Linked DNA regions of Homo sapiens: region 1 is linked to region 2. A link is a contact called in ENCODE Hi-C data. All regions are on one chromosome and are shown on one strand. The core of a region is the stretch at or near the end of the contact, and the rest is flanking DNA. Distances in the headings are between cores, read along the strand shown.

The links. Hi-C counts contacts between places; a loop is a spot of excess contacts on that map. Pooled maps may share reads with other maps.
Region 1: a loop to region 2 is called in a map of aorta, with 2.8 times the contacts of the local background. The contact joins two enhancer-like sites. A Hi-C loop is called at or near these places in 7 of 168 maps with a recorded cell type or tissue (HCT116, aorta, ascending aorta and 3 more) and 5 of 50 pooled maps.

What each region holds. Positions count from the first base shown.
Region 1 is chr10:123,855,888-123,863,188 of GRCh38, reverse strand. It overlaps CPXM2 (carboxypeptidase X, M14 family member 2), which reads left to right. Exons shown (of 14, transcript NM_198148.3): 3 at 466-575. Among named protein-coding and RNA genes, the nearest start is that of CPXM2, 32 kb to the left of the region's middle. RefSeq lists an enhancer at 3,012-3,512. Within about 2 kb of position 5,093, at least 2 of the 41 ENCODE cell types and tissues checked have a DNase peak (open chromatin) inside an H3K27ac peak, as active enhancers do; they include ascending aorta, where a contact is called at or near this core.
Region 2 is chr10:123,798,891-123,806,554 of GRCh38, reverse strand. It overlaps CPXM2 (carboxypeptidase X, M14 family member 2), which reads left to right. Exons shown (of 14, transcript NM_198148.3): 5 at 7,356-7,440. Among named protein-coding and RNA genes, the nearest start is that of CPXM2-AS1, 26 kb to the right of the region's middle. Within about 2 kb of position 6,039, at least 2 of the 41 ENCODE cell types and tissues checked have a DNase peak (open chromatin) inside an H3K27ac peak, as active enhancers do; they include ascending aorta, where a contact is called at or near this core.

The DNA.
Region 1 (7,301 bases), core at 3,844-6,343, 58 kb before region 2:
CAAATGGTGTTTACTAGCTGTGCTCCATGTTATCCATTTTGCAGAGACTGGAAAACAATAGGTTTTTTTTCTGCTTATATTCCTCTGCTCATTAGCATGCACAATATAAAGGCCAGAGTTGCTGAAGCAAAATCCGCAAGTTCTGATTAATTTGCAGAGCTCCAATGATGCTTCCTGACTGAGTCATGTTGGGGAAGGATCCTTAATTGGGAACAGCCTCAGACAGTAGCATGGACAGCAAAAGAGAAGGAATATCAGAGCAAAAACACCCCTAAAGCAAATGCCAACAAGAAAGAACATTGGCTTAATGTTGACAGTTCAATCAACCGTGTCTGGAAAGACCAGGCATGCCTGTGGGTGGGAGTTCAGGGGAAAATGGAAAAGCACGCGGCCAGATTTAGAAAATAAGAAACTCATCCCTTTCAGCATCTGTCGTTGTTTTTAACAAGCATTTGTCCTTTCCAGGTTGCCCACCTCTTGGTCTGGAAACCTTAAAAATCACAGACTTCCAGCTCCATGCCTCCACGGTGAAGCGCTATGGCCTGGGGGCACATCGAGGGAGACTCAACATCCAGGTACCTGGCCCTGTGGTTGGAAGGATTTTGACTGCCTTGTTTATTGCTCTGGTTCCTTGAGCTTGGATCAGGCAATGCGCAGGATTTAAAATGCATTAGCCTGGATGCTCACAGTAAGAAAGGATATTGCTGAATGATCCTAATTTTACAGAGAGAGCTCTGAGACTCAGGGAGGCAATGTCTTCTCCAAAGACTGTCGTGAGTAAAAGTGAGACCACCAGTACCTGGACCCAGGTTGTTCCTCTTCCACCTTTTGAACACTTCTCTTCCATATGCTGTTGGTCCAGAAAGGACAGGAGGAGAAGGTGGAATGCCTGGGGCATGGCGGGGCAGAGCCGTGGCACACGAGGCAGTGGCATTTGTCTTCCCTTGCCTCCCTGCCAGTGCTTCTTGTCTCTGCCACACACACACCTTCCAGGCTTTCCTGTGGCTCCCTCCATTGTGTTCCCCCGGGTCAAGCCCTGCATGGCTCCTGGGACCATGCACATCCTGGCTGGTCTCCCTCCTGGAGGCTCAAGGGCCTTTCTGACCTTGGGCCTCAAGACTGTCAGGCCTCCCTCTCTGTCAGTCCCATCAGTCCGAGGTCTTGCTCCAGGAAGGTGAGCTCCTGCCTGCACACTCTACACGCCGTGCAATTCTTGACTCCAGGCCCTTTCTGTAGCAGGTTCCCCTGCCTGAAACTTCTACTGCCCAACCATGCTCCACTCACATGAATCCCATCTGATCCATGTATGAGTTTCCTATTGCTGCTGTGACAAACGTAGCCTCTTCCCACAAATGTATTCTCTTACAGTTCTGGAGGACAGACGTCTCCTTGGGCTAAATCAAGGTATGCAGGGCGATGCTCTTTCTGGAGACTGTAGGGAGAATCAATTTTCTTCCCCTTTTCAGTCTTGAGAAGCTGCCCCATTCCTTGCTAGTGGCTCTTTCCTTCTTCAGAGCCAGCAAAGGCAGATGGAGTCTTCATGTGACTGCCTGTCTGGTTCTCTGTTCTGATTTCTTGTTCCCCTTTTGAGGATCCTTGAGATTACACCGGGCCCACCTGGATAGCCTGGGATCATCTCCCTTCCTCAAGCAACCTTCATTCCATCTGTGACCCTCATTCCTCTCTGCTGTGTAATCTAATATATGCACAGGTTCTGCGGATTAGAGCGTGGACATCTTTGGGTAGGAGTTATTCTGCCGCCCCATCCCCAGGGCATTTTGTTCCTGCCCCACCTCCTGCTGATCTGTTCTTTCTCAACTTAGCACTTGATCTCTACCGTCCTGTGTGGCTCTCTAATGGCACCATATTCTAGTTTTCTTTCTATAGCTCTTCTGTATTGGGAGTAGTTTCCAAGCCCCTTTGCACGTGCACCATCTCTGGCCTAGGGAGGGAGGAGGTTCCTTGCCCCTGGCCCTGAGAGCCATCAAGGGTGCACTCAAAGCTAATGGCTTCCAAGTGGCAGAGTGGACCCCTGACTCCCCCAGCGGTCTGTGTAAATGTGCTAGGGGCAGCTGCTGTGCTGGGAACTGTGTACAAACAGATAAGGTTCCTTCCCAGGGAGCTCATGGGATTGGGGGCATCTGAGCCAAGCTCTGACTCCAAGCTTTGCTCTTTCTCCACCCCACCCCTCAGACTGCACCGCATCAAACAGACTTTCGAACTGCTTAACCTCCGCCACTTTTCAGTTCAGACGAATTCAGGTAGAACATTTGTAGAACTAACTTTAAGGAGATCCGAAGGTTGGTTTATAAATACTCGTATAAAAAAAGAATAATAACTAATAAGAAATATTTGGATGTGCACAACTGTCAACTGCAAACAATCTCTTATGTTTTATGAGGGATGAACACATGAGCCCGCAAAGCTTGAGCTGGAGCTATGTTCGTGTCCCCACAGTGCCTCCAGTACCCTAGACGGGGCTCCAGGCCTCTGAGGAAATGACAGTCAGATCCAAGCAGGGCGTGTGCAGCCTGTTTTGTGCATTAATTAGGGGAGCTGTCGTCTGATGCTTTGCATGATTTCTCTATAATTGAAATTATCCTTTGAAAAAGAGAAAGTGTTCACATTTATTTGTGCTTTCGGTCAAAAATTAAAAGGTCCTGTTAATCCTAAATGTGTTGGGGTTGAATGGGAAGGTCGGGGGAGCGTGGTGTTTTTGTCCCTCCAGTTGGGAATTCCACCGGCAGAGTGCCACGCAGGGTGTGCCAATGAGATGTTGTAGACAGGCATGCTGAGTGCAGACCTTGGCCTTGATGTTTCTAGATTGGGGGACTTTGGAACAAATGATCTCATGTCTCTGAGGCTCAGTTGCCTCATCAGAAAGATGAGAGTCCTAATCACTCACAGAGTTCCTTGAGTGGTGACCTTAGGTGACTTCTGATTTTAAAACATTCCCTGGATCATCTCCTTCCTCTGTTGAAAGGCTCTGGTGGCTTCTAGTTACTGTATGAGGAAAGTCCCAGGTTGGTCTTGGGTGACTGGGTCTCTCTCTGAACCTTCATTTACTTATTTCCTTGGGTTGTATCTGCCCCTTCCTTGTGAGTAAGCCCCATGTTAGATGTGGCCTTGTTTCTCCTGCTTGCCCAGCCCCTGGTGTGCAGAATAGCACCTGCAACATGGGAGGTGCACTGAGGATATGGACGGAGACCTGGCTGAGGTGCAGATGGTGTTTATTCACTGACCTACCTTTCCTGGGCTGCACAGGAGCCTCACCGTAGATGGGGCGTCCAGCAGGGAGCAGCCGGCGAGGCTGTCCTCACTTCGTCTTCCTGGCTTCAGGTAGTCTTTCACCCGTGAGAGGCCCACCCCAGGCAGAATGCCAAGCTCCCCTCAGTGAATGCATTGGCTGAGCGCACTCTCCTGCCTGTGGTCAGGGTGAAAAGGAGGCCGTGCATGGGGATCACATCAGTGCTATTTGTCTTCGTGGGTTTTTCTTTCTTCAGGGGCATCTTATTTACCCTGATGCTTTCTCACAGGAAAGTCTCCGTACCTGCTCTTAGACTGTGAAGTTGCTGCTTTAATAGCCAAATCTGGGCCCGCCATCCCCAGCCTCTGGCTCTGACCCTACTCGGGTACCTGGTGTCAACCCCAGACAGGACAGTGTCGTTTGCAATGTGTGTCTGTGGGCTTCGACATACAGCCCCAGTCCCCCACGGGGAGCACACTAGGCTAAATCGAGGTGTCAGCAGGGCTGTGCTCCTGTGCCACAGGGAAATGGGGACGAGGTCAGCCCACTTTTGTGGTTTGTGTCTTCCAGAGCCAGTGCCACATGCAGTGTGATTCCACTGTCACAGGTGCATAATTAAAGTCAGTGTGTGCCAAAAATACATCTCCCCACACAGAACGGTTTGAAATGCAGTTTAAAAATAACCACATCTTGTCTCACATACGAGTATTTTGTAGGCGTGTTGAGCTAATGGGATTTTGTGATCGAGAAACCCCAAGATGTCAGAATTAGAAACTGTGTTTAATACCCTAGTGCAGGCTGTGAGCTGGTTTAGCCTAGCGCTGTGCCGGCCTAGGACTCTATAGGCGCAGATGTGGCTGTGGTCCAGGCTGGAAGGTATGGGGCTCACAGGCTGGGATGCTGGTGCTGGTCGCTCTGCTGACCAGCCATGTGGCCTCGGGTGAGATGCCCTCATTCTCCAAGGCTCAGTGTCGTCATCAGGAAGGTGCAGGTCCCACCGCTGGCTCTTCCTCCGTCATGGAATTGTGAGTGTCAAAAGGAGTAAAGAAAAAGAATTGCCTTTGGCAGTTCTCAAATGCATATTCTTACCTATTAGCATTCATTCTTGCAGCAGACCATTGTGAGGTGCCTGCTATGTGACAGGCATGGAAAGGGCCATGACAAAAAGCCCTAGGGATTCTCTGCCTTCAAGATGCTTCAGTCTTTAGCAGAGGGAGAGTGGGAATCAGCTCCAAGCATTATTGGCACAGTGCTAAGTGCCTTATGCACGTGATTTCATTTATTCCTCCAACATGGAAGACAGTACTGTTATTATTACCTCTGCCTTATAGAAAAACAGACACAGGGAGCATGGGATGACTCAGCTCACATTTCCCAGGAGGGGCAGATTAAGAATCCAGGCAGCTTTAAACCTTGAGTTGTTGCTCCTAATGATGCCATAAAATTGCCTCCCAAGTCAACAGATAGAAGTGGTATAGGTCCAACAGCTGGACTAGTGATCAAACCGTGTACATCTCTCTTTTCTGACAGTTATCTCACATTGATTTATTCATCTGCACCCTCGCCAAATGCTGAGCCGCTTGCAGAAAATGTGTCTCTTGCATTTCTGGGTATTCCCCACCCTGTGTGAGCGCGGTGTCTGCACATATGGATGCGCTGAATCAACAAAGCTTCTGTGTAGTGGCTGCAGTGCTTAAGGGAGCTTAAGCAGGAGAAGCCTAGGAGGCGGCCGGGCAGGCTGGTCTGCTGTCACATGTGTTTTTCTAGTGCATATTTGCCCTGTGTGGTTGGCAGATACAGGGATGATGTCATTATGACACAGAAGCAGCATTGGTTCATGTGTGACTTTTGCTAGTCTGTGAATGGTCTGTGGGGCCGAGCACCAGCACCTGGCCACAGAGTGCACTGTCACGGGTGAATATGGAGTCTATCAGTGGTCTGTGGGACCAAGTATCAGCACCTGGCCACAGAGTGCACTGTCACGGGTGAGTGTAAAGTCTATGAATGGGCTGTGGGACCAAGTATCAGCACCTGACCACAGAGTGCGCTGTCACGGGTGAGTGTGGAGTCTATGAATAGTCTGTGGGACCCAGCACCAGCACCTGACCACAGAGTGCACTGTCAGGGGCGAGCGTGGAAGCTGCGGAGTCCCGTGCGTGGTGCCCTGTGCCTCCTGTTCCTCGGCGTCAGTGGGGCCTGTGCTGGTGCATTGCTCAGGTTCTTCTCCGTTTTGCCCTAGCCTTCAACTCAGCAGCTCCACGCCGCCTTCCATCTCCACGCCGCCTTCCATCTCCACGCCGCCTTCCATCTCCACGCCGCCTTCCATCTCCACGCCGCCTTCCATCTCCACGCCGCCTTCCATCTCCACGCCGCCTTCCATCTCCACGCCGCCTTCCATCGCTGGCATCACCTGCCTCCCTGCTTGTTTCCTTTTCAGATCAAATCCTATAATTACAGCTGTATTTAAACACTGTTTTGAGCAACTCAACGTGTCTCCTTAATTGTGCTAATGTGTTTTTAAAATTAATTTTTTTCAGTCTTCTGCTTCTAGACCTGTATAGATTTTGAATGGGCTGGCTGGTGAGCTGGGTTTTAGACTGGGAACTTTTACTGGAATACATTTGCCGTGTTACTACAGAAATACCTGTCTCCTTTTCCATCATTTTAAGCAGAAGACTTTGAAAGAGTCCTTATAACTCAATACTTCCTTTTTTTCAAGTAGAATTTTACTTTTGTTAACTTAATAATATAAGGTTAGAGAAAAAAACCAACATTTACATTTTATCACTACATTGGGACAAAATAGACTTTTCAGGAATTCAAGGAAGACATCCAGTTCAGCAGGAGAGCAAAAGTTCGGCCCCTCACCTATGATTATTCTTCCTGTGCGCCCAGGACCCCTTTATACTAACTCACTTGTGAGGCTGTGATCTCATTTAGAAACAGTCACTGGTTTCTTCCATTCTGGGAGCAACTACGGACAGATTGGAAATTAACATTCTGAGTCTCCAAGAGAACATATTGACAATGACCTCTAAAATCATGCTTAGGGCTAGGTGCGGTGGCTCATGCCTGTAACCCCAGCACTTTGGGAGGCCGAGGCGGGTGGATCACCTGAGGTCAGGAATTCAAGACCAGCCTGGCCAATGTGGCAAAATCCCGTCTCTACTAAACATACAAAAATTAGCCGGGCGTGGTGGCACACGCCTGTAATCCCAGCTACTTGGGAGGTTGAGGCAGGAGAATCACTTGAACCTGGGAGGCTGAGGTTGCAGTGAGCCATGATCATGCCACTGCACTCCAGCCTGGGCGAGAGGATGAGACTCTGTCTCAAAAAAAAACAAAAAAAAGCCAAACCAAACCAAAACAAAACATGCTTGGATCCTTTGCCTGTAGGTAGTCTTAGGAAGTGACCCTATGTTCAGGTGGGTCATCTAATGGCAGCTCATCACCTGCCCCACCCCAAAGAATCCTCCTTTGAGGACCCTAAGATATTTTCCCTGGGTCATAAACTAAGGAAGGGGGTTCGGGGACAGCAGCCCTGCTGAAGTGATTTATTGCACCACTGTTATTATTTTGGATATTTTCCTAGCTGGCAAGCCTCAAACAGATTGCAGTAGTAAGCACTGCCGTGTCAGAGGGCTGGCTTTCAACCTCATTCTCAAGAATTTAAATTACAGTAAGTCAGTCAGGGTCTGACGTGTGATCAGAAGAAATGAAACACCAAGTGTGTGGTTGGGACTCAGGATGTCACCACAATTCCTGCCTATAACTGGGGACCGACTTACATCCCTTATAAATGGGGATGTAGAAAAGTTGGTGCTTAGATCAGAGCTTGGAAGAAACAGCTGATGTTTTGAGGTCACAAGGAAAAACGTAGCACACTCCCTGCACAGCTCTGGGTGTCCTTGTGATAGCCTGGTCACGGTCGTTTGGCACTCTGTGGACCAGGTCTTGTCTCACCCATGTTAGAAATGACTGAGAGTTTGGTCCCCTAGAGAGAGAGGCTCACCTCTTGCAGCTCTTCCAGGAGGAAACGTCTGGCCATAATAAT
Region 2 (7,664 bases), core at 4,790-7,289:
CCTGAGGTATTAACCAGTATACTATAACATCTCTCAATTCATACATTAATATATAATCTCCATGTAGATAACTTTATTATTTTCAAAGACTAGGTAGCTTGCCAAGCTTATGTAGTTAGTAAACAACAAAGCTGGATTCAAGCTAAAATGGCTGACACTCATTTTTCTACTCATACTCTTATTGCACGTTTACTCAATGCCACAACAGTAGTTTCAACATGTGTGTGTTTATACAGAAAAGCAATGCCTCACAAGCCAATAAAATCAAAATTTTTAAGTGCTGAAAGAAAATAAACATCAATCTAGAATTCCCAACAAAAATATCATTCAAAAATGATGAAATGAAGAAGCCATATTCAGACAACAAAAACTGAAAAAGCGTACTATCAGCATACTTGGTTTAAAAGAAATAGCAAAGGCGCTCTTCAAGCAGAAAGAAAATGATCTCAGATGGAAACGTGGAAATGCAAAATTAATGAAGCATACCAGAAAGGATAAATGAGTAGGTTTATAATCATTAACTACACACAACAGTAGTAGGAATATTTTATAAAATTTAAAATACATATGGAATTGGAAATGAATTCCAAAATAATGCAAAAGCTGGAGGGGTAAATGGACTTGAAGTGTTGTGAAGTTCTGGCATTACCATGGAAGTAGTAGAAATTATCATTTGAATTAGATTGTAGTAATCAAGGATGCATATTGTAATCTTAAGAGAATTATGAAAAGAATATTGTGAGTGTATAACTAATAAGTCAATAAAGAGAAACTAGTAATCAAAATCTGATTATTTTGTGATTTTTTTTCCAATCTTAATATTGGCAGTGATCAATTTTGAGTGATCAAAATTATTTGTATGGAACATTGCATCCAACAATTACAGAGCCGATATTGTTTTCAAGTGCACATAGAATATTTGCCAAAGTTGACCATATACTGAGCCACAAATGAAACCTCAAGAGAAACCAAAGGGCTGACATGATTTAAAGTATGTTCTCTGTCCACAACGGAATTAAACTAGGAATCGGTAATAAAAAAGTAACTGGAAAATATCTAGTACCTAGACATTAAACAACACACTTCTAAATAGTTCATAATCAAAGAATAAATCACAATAAGAATTAATATTTTGAACTAAATGGCAAAGAATATATGACCTATCGAAATTTATGGCATGAAACTAAAGAGTGCTCAGAGGGAACATTATAACCTGAAATGCTATATTAGAAAAGAAGAAAAACTGACAATCAGTGACCTCAAGAAGCTATATAAAAAGAATCGTAAATCAAACTTAAAGAATGCACCAGGAAGGACATAAGTCATTTTAAAAATTTATAATTTATAATATTTATAATTGATTTAATATTTTTGAATGTTGACATGATACAGAGCTGAAACAACTCTGTTACAACCTAAAGACAATATATATGAAAATGAAAACATCTTGATGTTTTCTTAGAACTCTGAGACAATATGAAGAATGAAAGCAGATGGATGTCCTCTTAGAACTCTGAGATGACAAGTATGTAAAATGAATGTGTAATAAGTCCTCTTGCCACATCCACGTAGAACTTGGAGATAATGAGTATGAAAACTGAGTTCTTACACAGTCGACTAGCTGAATAAGTGCCAGCAGCATCAAACATCCAGACTCTGTTGTTATGTGAAAAAGAATGAACTCATACTTGATTAAAATAAAAACAAACAAAAAAAGAAAAAAAGTAGAAAAAGTCCTACAGGAAGCATCTTACTCAGTGGTGAAATATAGAAACCTTCCCTTGGATCTCACGAATGAGGCTGGGATGTCAGTTATTCACTTCTTTCAGCATTGGACTGAACATCTTAGCCAGTATAATAAGACAAGAAGAAGAAATAGAGGACCTAATGACTGGAAATAAAGAATCAGAACTGTCATTGGGATATCATCATATCCATAAAAACATCCAAAGGAGCCCACAAACTATTGGACCTAATTAAAAAATTAACAAGGTAGCTGGGTACAAAGTCAACATATAAAAAGCATCTATGTGTCTACATACCAGCAACAAATAAGGAGGAAGTAAAATTTAAAATGATACCATGTAAAATCATTTAAAAAATCAGCTACCCAGGAATAAAGCTAGCAAAAGATAAATAAAAGAAGACCTAAATAAAGAGGATCATATACCATGTTTATAGATTGGAAGATTTAATACTGTAAAGAGGTCAGTTCCCCCAAAATTGGTGTATATATTCAATATTAACCCAATTAAAATCCAGAGGCTTTGTTTTAGAAATTGACAAGCTGAATTTAAAATTTATATAGGACTGCAAAGATCTAAGAATAGTGAAGGCAACTTTGAAAAGCAAAAACAAAGTGAGAAAACATATACTATCAGATATAAGGATGTATTATAAAACAATAGACATTAAGACAGATTTAGGATAGGATAAGAAGTAGACCAACAGAACAGAATAGAGCATCCAGAAACATACCTACATATATACAGTCACATGATTTATAGCAAATTTCCACTCTGGTGCAATAGGAAAATAACCATATAAATGGTTCTAGGTCAGCTGGAAGCCCATATAGAAAACCATGTATCTTGGGCTGGGTGCAGTGATTCATGCCTGTAAATCCCAGCACTTTGGGAGGCTGAGGCAGGCAGATCATGAGGTCAGGACATCGAGACCATCTTGGCAAACATGATGAAACCCCTCTCTACTAAAAATACAAAAAATTAGCTGGGCGTGGTGGCACGTGCCTGTAGTCCCAGATACTTAGGAAGCTGAGGCAGGAGAATCGCTTGAACCCAGGAGGCAGAGGTTGCAGTGAGCCGAGATCGCATCACTGCACCCCAGCCTGAGTGACAGAGAGAGACTCTGTCTCAAAAAAACAAAAACAAAAACAAAAAACAGAAGAAAACCATGTATCTTGACCCGTCACACTATATGGTAATCAACTCCAAATGGATTGCAGATCTTAAATGTGAAAGGTAAAGCAATAACGTTTTTTAGAAGAAACATCAGTTAATATCTTTATCATCTTGGAGTAGGCAAAAATTTATTGAAAAGAACAAAAATACTGAAAGCCATAAAGAAAAAAATGGCTAAGATTGGATTATATTAAGAATTTTTTGTCATCAAAAGATACCACAGGCTGGGCATGGTGGCACACACCTATAATCCCAGCACTCTGAGAGGCCAAGGTGGGTAGATCACTTGAGCCCAGGAGTTTGAGACAAGCCTGGGCAACATGGCAAAACCCCATCTCTACAAAAACAAACAAACAAAATACAAAGATTAGCTGGGTATGGTGGTGCATGCCTGTAGTCCCAGCCACTTGGGAGGCTCTGAGGTGGGTGAATTGCTTGAGCCTGGGAGGCTGCAGTCTGGGTGACAGAGCAAAACGCTGTCTCAAAAAAAAAAAAAAAAAAAAAAAAAAAAAAAAGGGTACTACAAAGAGGATGAAAAGGAAGACAAATTGGAGGAGATGTTTGCAATATATATATATATTCAACTCATATCTAGAATGTATAAAGAGCTCTATAAATCAATGTGAGAAAGACAGACAACTTAATTGAAAAAGGGGGAAAACTTGAGTAGGCACTTCTCAAAAGATGGTGTTCAAATACCCAATGAACATACAAAATATCGAACTTCATTAGTCACCAAGTAACTTAAAATAAATCAACAATGAGATAAAAGGATACATCCATCAAGAATGGCTAAAATAAAAAAGGAAGATAATAACAAGTGTCAATAAGAGCATGGAATAACCAGACTCTTGTTTATTGCTGGTCTGAGTACAAATAGGTATAATTAATTTGGAAAATAATGCGGCTGAACGTAGGTATATGAGCATGTCTACCCTCTGACCCTATGACCTAGCAATTCCACTCCTAATTATACACCAAACAGAATTTTGTATAAATTCACTAAAATATACATGCAGGAATGTTCACAGAAGCACTCTTCCTAATAATCCAAACTGGAAACTACTCAAATCCCCATTAGCAATAAAATGGATAAATAAATTGTGGTGTCTGTTCTCAGAGTAGAGTAGTAGAACGCAGTGAGAATGAATAAAGCATAATTATAAGCAACGATAAGAATTATCAAAGACGAAACTAGGTCTGAAACAAAATGAACAAAGCCTTTATAAACCTAGGACAAGAGGACCCATCTGTGATCACGCTTATTTCGGCAGTGGTTCAAAGGCGGTAGAAAGGGGAGTTAGTTTTCTAAACAGGGAAAAAACAAAGACAGCCTCTGATTGGCAAGCATTCTATTATGGTGGAACTTTTGGAAGTAGAGGATACTTTCTAATTGGTCTTCAGGTACTTTGACCACCCTTGGCGAACTTCAAGAGGGGTAGCTCCCTACTGCCTGGCAGAGGAAGTTCCACTCCTATCAAATGGCCTAAAAGCCTACCATGCCCTGGCCTCTGCTCCCCTGTCCCTTCCTCTGCTCTCCTGGGGCACCAGCATCCTTTCTGTCCTCCAAGTGCCATGTGCCCTCCTTCCTCCATCTGTGAGATGCTTATACGTCAGTGGGAGAGAACGACAGTATCAAGTAATTCCAGAAAGGAGTATGAAATTACAAACTGAATTAAACTATGAAAGAAAGCATATAAGAAAGAAATTGGCTAGATTGAAGGGTTAAGACTAGCTTTTTTACTTGGTATGAGGTCTGAATAATTTAAAGGCAGACAGAGGAGGAGAGAAGAGGAGGAGTTCAAACAGCTGCAGCAGTATGTGCAAAGGCCCTGGGGCAAGAGAGAGTATAAACAGTATTAGGAATTGAAAGAAAGAACACGGAGAACGCAAGGCAAGCAAGGGTCTCGTAGAACGTGATGGGGATTTTGTTAATACTAAGATAGCACAATATTTAATATAAGAATACTTAAAATAAGAGCTATTTTAAGCAGGGATGACATGATCATATTTCATTAGAAAAGTAAGCTCTTGCCTGCAAGATAGATGGGGGAGCAATTTAGATGCCAGGGGGCCTGAGAGAGTGAACTGGGGTGGTGGCAGGGGAGGTGGAGAGAGTTGGATACATTCTTGAAAATGCGGGAGTTAAAATTGACAGAACTTGGTGATGGATTCAATATAGGGGAATGTGTTATTCTGTTTTCATACTGCTATGGAGAAATACCCGAGACTAGGTAACTTATAAAGAAAAGGAGATTTAATGGACTCACAGTTCCACATGGCTGGGGAGGCCTCACAATCACGGTGGAAAGCGAAAGAGGAGCAGTCATGTCTCACCTGGCGGCAGGCAAGAGAGCGTGTGCAGGGAAACTGCCCTTTACAAAACCGTCAGGTCTTGTGAGACTTATTCACTATCATGAGAATGAGATGGGAAGAACCTGCCCCCATGATTTAATTACCTCCCACTGGGTCCCCCCAACAACATGTGGGGATTATGGGAGCTACAATTCAAAATGAAATTTGGGTGAGGACACAGCCAAACCGTATCAGGGAGGAAGGGAAGGTGGGACACCCAGGCTAACACTGGGATTTTGGTCTCCCTGGGTGAATGGCAGTACCTTTCTTGGGGCAGGGCCTCTGGTGGACTGTCACGTCAGAGTGTAGAGCGGAAGGCGTGAATCAGTTCGTTTAAAGCAAGTTAAATTTGAGATGTCGCAGAGACTTTAAGTGGAGGGGTCAACTAGGCAGGAGGATATGATGTAGCTTTGCAGTTCAGAAGATAGTTCTGAGCCATAGAAACAATTACGATTCAAACATAAGTAGGGGATTGGTATTCTTATTTTTTTTTTGAGTTTGAGAAATTATGACTTGGCTTTCATTTCCTTTTTTTCCCTGCCCTCTCCTTTTTCTTTGGAGAACTTCTTTTTATTTTTCTCTTTACTCCCCTCTTATTGTCTTGTGCTTCTCTTGACCGAGGGGTTTCCTACATTCATCACCTCTCTCTCGGCAGGATACAGCTCCCGCCTCTGTTGTCTGTCTTGCTGTATCACCCTCGGGCCTTATCAGCTGAAAAACAGGCAGCAAAGGAACGGCAGCTACAAGTCATTCGGAAATTATTTGTGTGTGGGAAACAGGTTGCTATTTTGGGTGTGGATAATTTTCCAGGGCAAAGGAAGGAGCTGTTGCCGAGGTGCTTTTCTTGTTAAGGCAATGCTAATGCATCTCCCTCCCCAGCCCTGGGCTCAAACTGGTGACTCTCAGAGGAGGAATGTGGTGTGTGATCGATTCTGGCTTCTAACGGGTATTCAGACAGAGCTGGTGGGGAGGAGAGAGGAGAAGAAGAGAAGGTGTGAGATGAGGGTTTGTTTCCAAGCATGTATAAAATCACCTAAGAATCATTTTCATGACAAGTCAGTCGGATGAACCAGAATGCATAGAACCAGCTGTTCTTTTGAAATAAACTCTACTGGGCAGTATAAATTCAGACAGGAAACTCAAAACTTTATTTGGATAGATCTGAATCCTGAGGGCAAGCAGGCAAGTAGGAAAAGGATTCCAAATACTTCAATGGGCAGAATTTTCTAAAAAAAAAAAAAAAAAAAAAACCAAAAAACTAGTAAATTGCTTCTTAGTTCCAATATTTAAAAAATTAAAAGAGGGGGTGTACTCAGGAAGACTTTCCTATATTGTTCAACAACTAATATTATAAAAAACTGAGGCAGAGAGAAAAAAAGATGTAGGTCGCTTTTCTTGCCAAGGCTATCAGGTTAACCTCCACTCTGGAAAGTCAAATTATGGCTAATTTACCCCCAGAAATTTCTGTGCAGTAGGGTGTGATGATGGGGGTATTTATTTGGGTCCAGCCATCACTGGATTCTTCCTGGGGTGGGGATTGTCTGTGTGGCTGTGACAGCCAAGGAGAAACTCAGTATCTCTTAGAGACTCAACATTTTATTTTTGTGATTGGTAAAATCTCATTTGTTACATTCCCAAATCAGCTTCCTAACCAAAATGTTTAAACCGGTTTGCAACCTTTACCCAGATTATTTTTCCACTGAGCTTCTTGGGTGTGATGTAGGTGTTCAGTGCAAACAGTTACGTACACATTTGTATATCTTTACATCTGTGATCAACGGTTAGTGATTACTAGGGGCTAGGCCTTGTTCTAAGTGATTAAAGGGCATTAAACGGAGGCTTACATTAATTCTTTAAGGTTGATGCTTTTATGATTCCCATATTATGGATGAATATATAGTGGCATAGATGGGTCAGTTAGTTACCTGACTGAGGTCACAGAGCTGTAAATGTCCTGGAGCCAGGGTTTGACCCAGTGCCATCTGCCTCTGGCACCTGCTCTCCTCACTTCTAAACCTCTTCATGGAAGAACAAACATTTTAAAGTGTGTAGTCCTAATGATGTTTTATTTTCTCATAGGAGTGACTGGGTGACATCCTATAAGGTCATGGTGAGCAATGACAGCCACACGTGGGTCACTGTTAAGAATGGATCTGGAGACATGGTGAGTCTCATCCTCCATTTAACCATGCCTTTCTTCCTGGCTGGGTGGGGTTTTGCAAAGAGAGGCAATGTATGATCAACTCTTTGGAGATTTGTGGATTCTCTGTCAACTCAAACCTACCACTACAGTCTGATGGACAGAGACCCTTTCCCTGCCCTGAAGCCCAGCAGCAAGTGACACACATTTAGAGCTAATGTAAAATTCAGCCTTTATTTACTCCCATC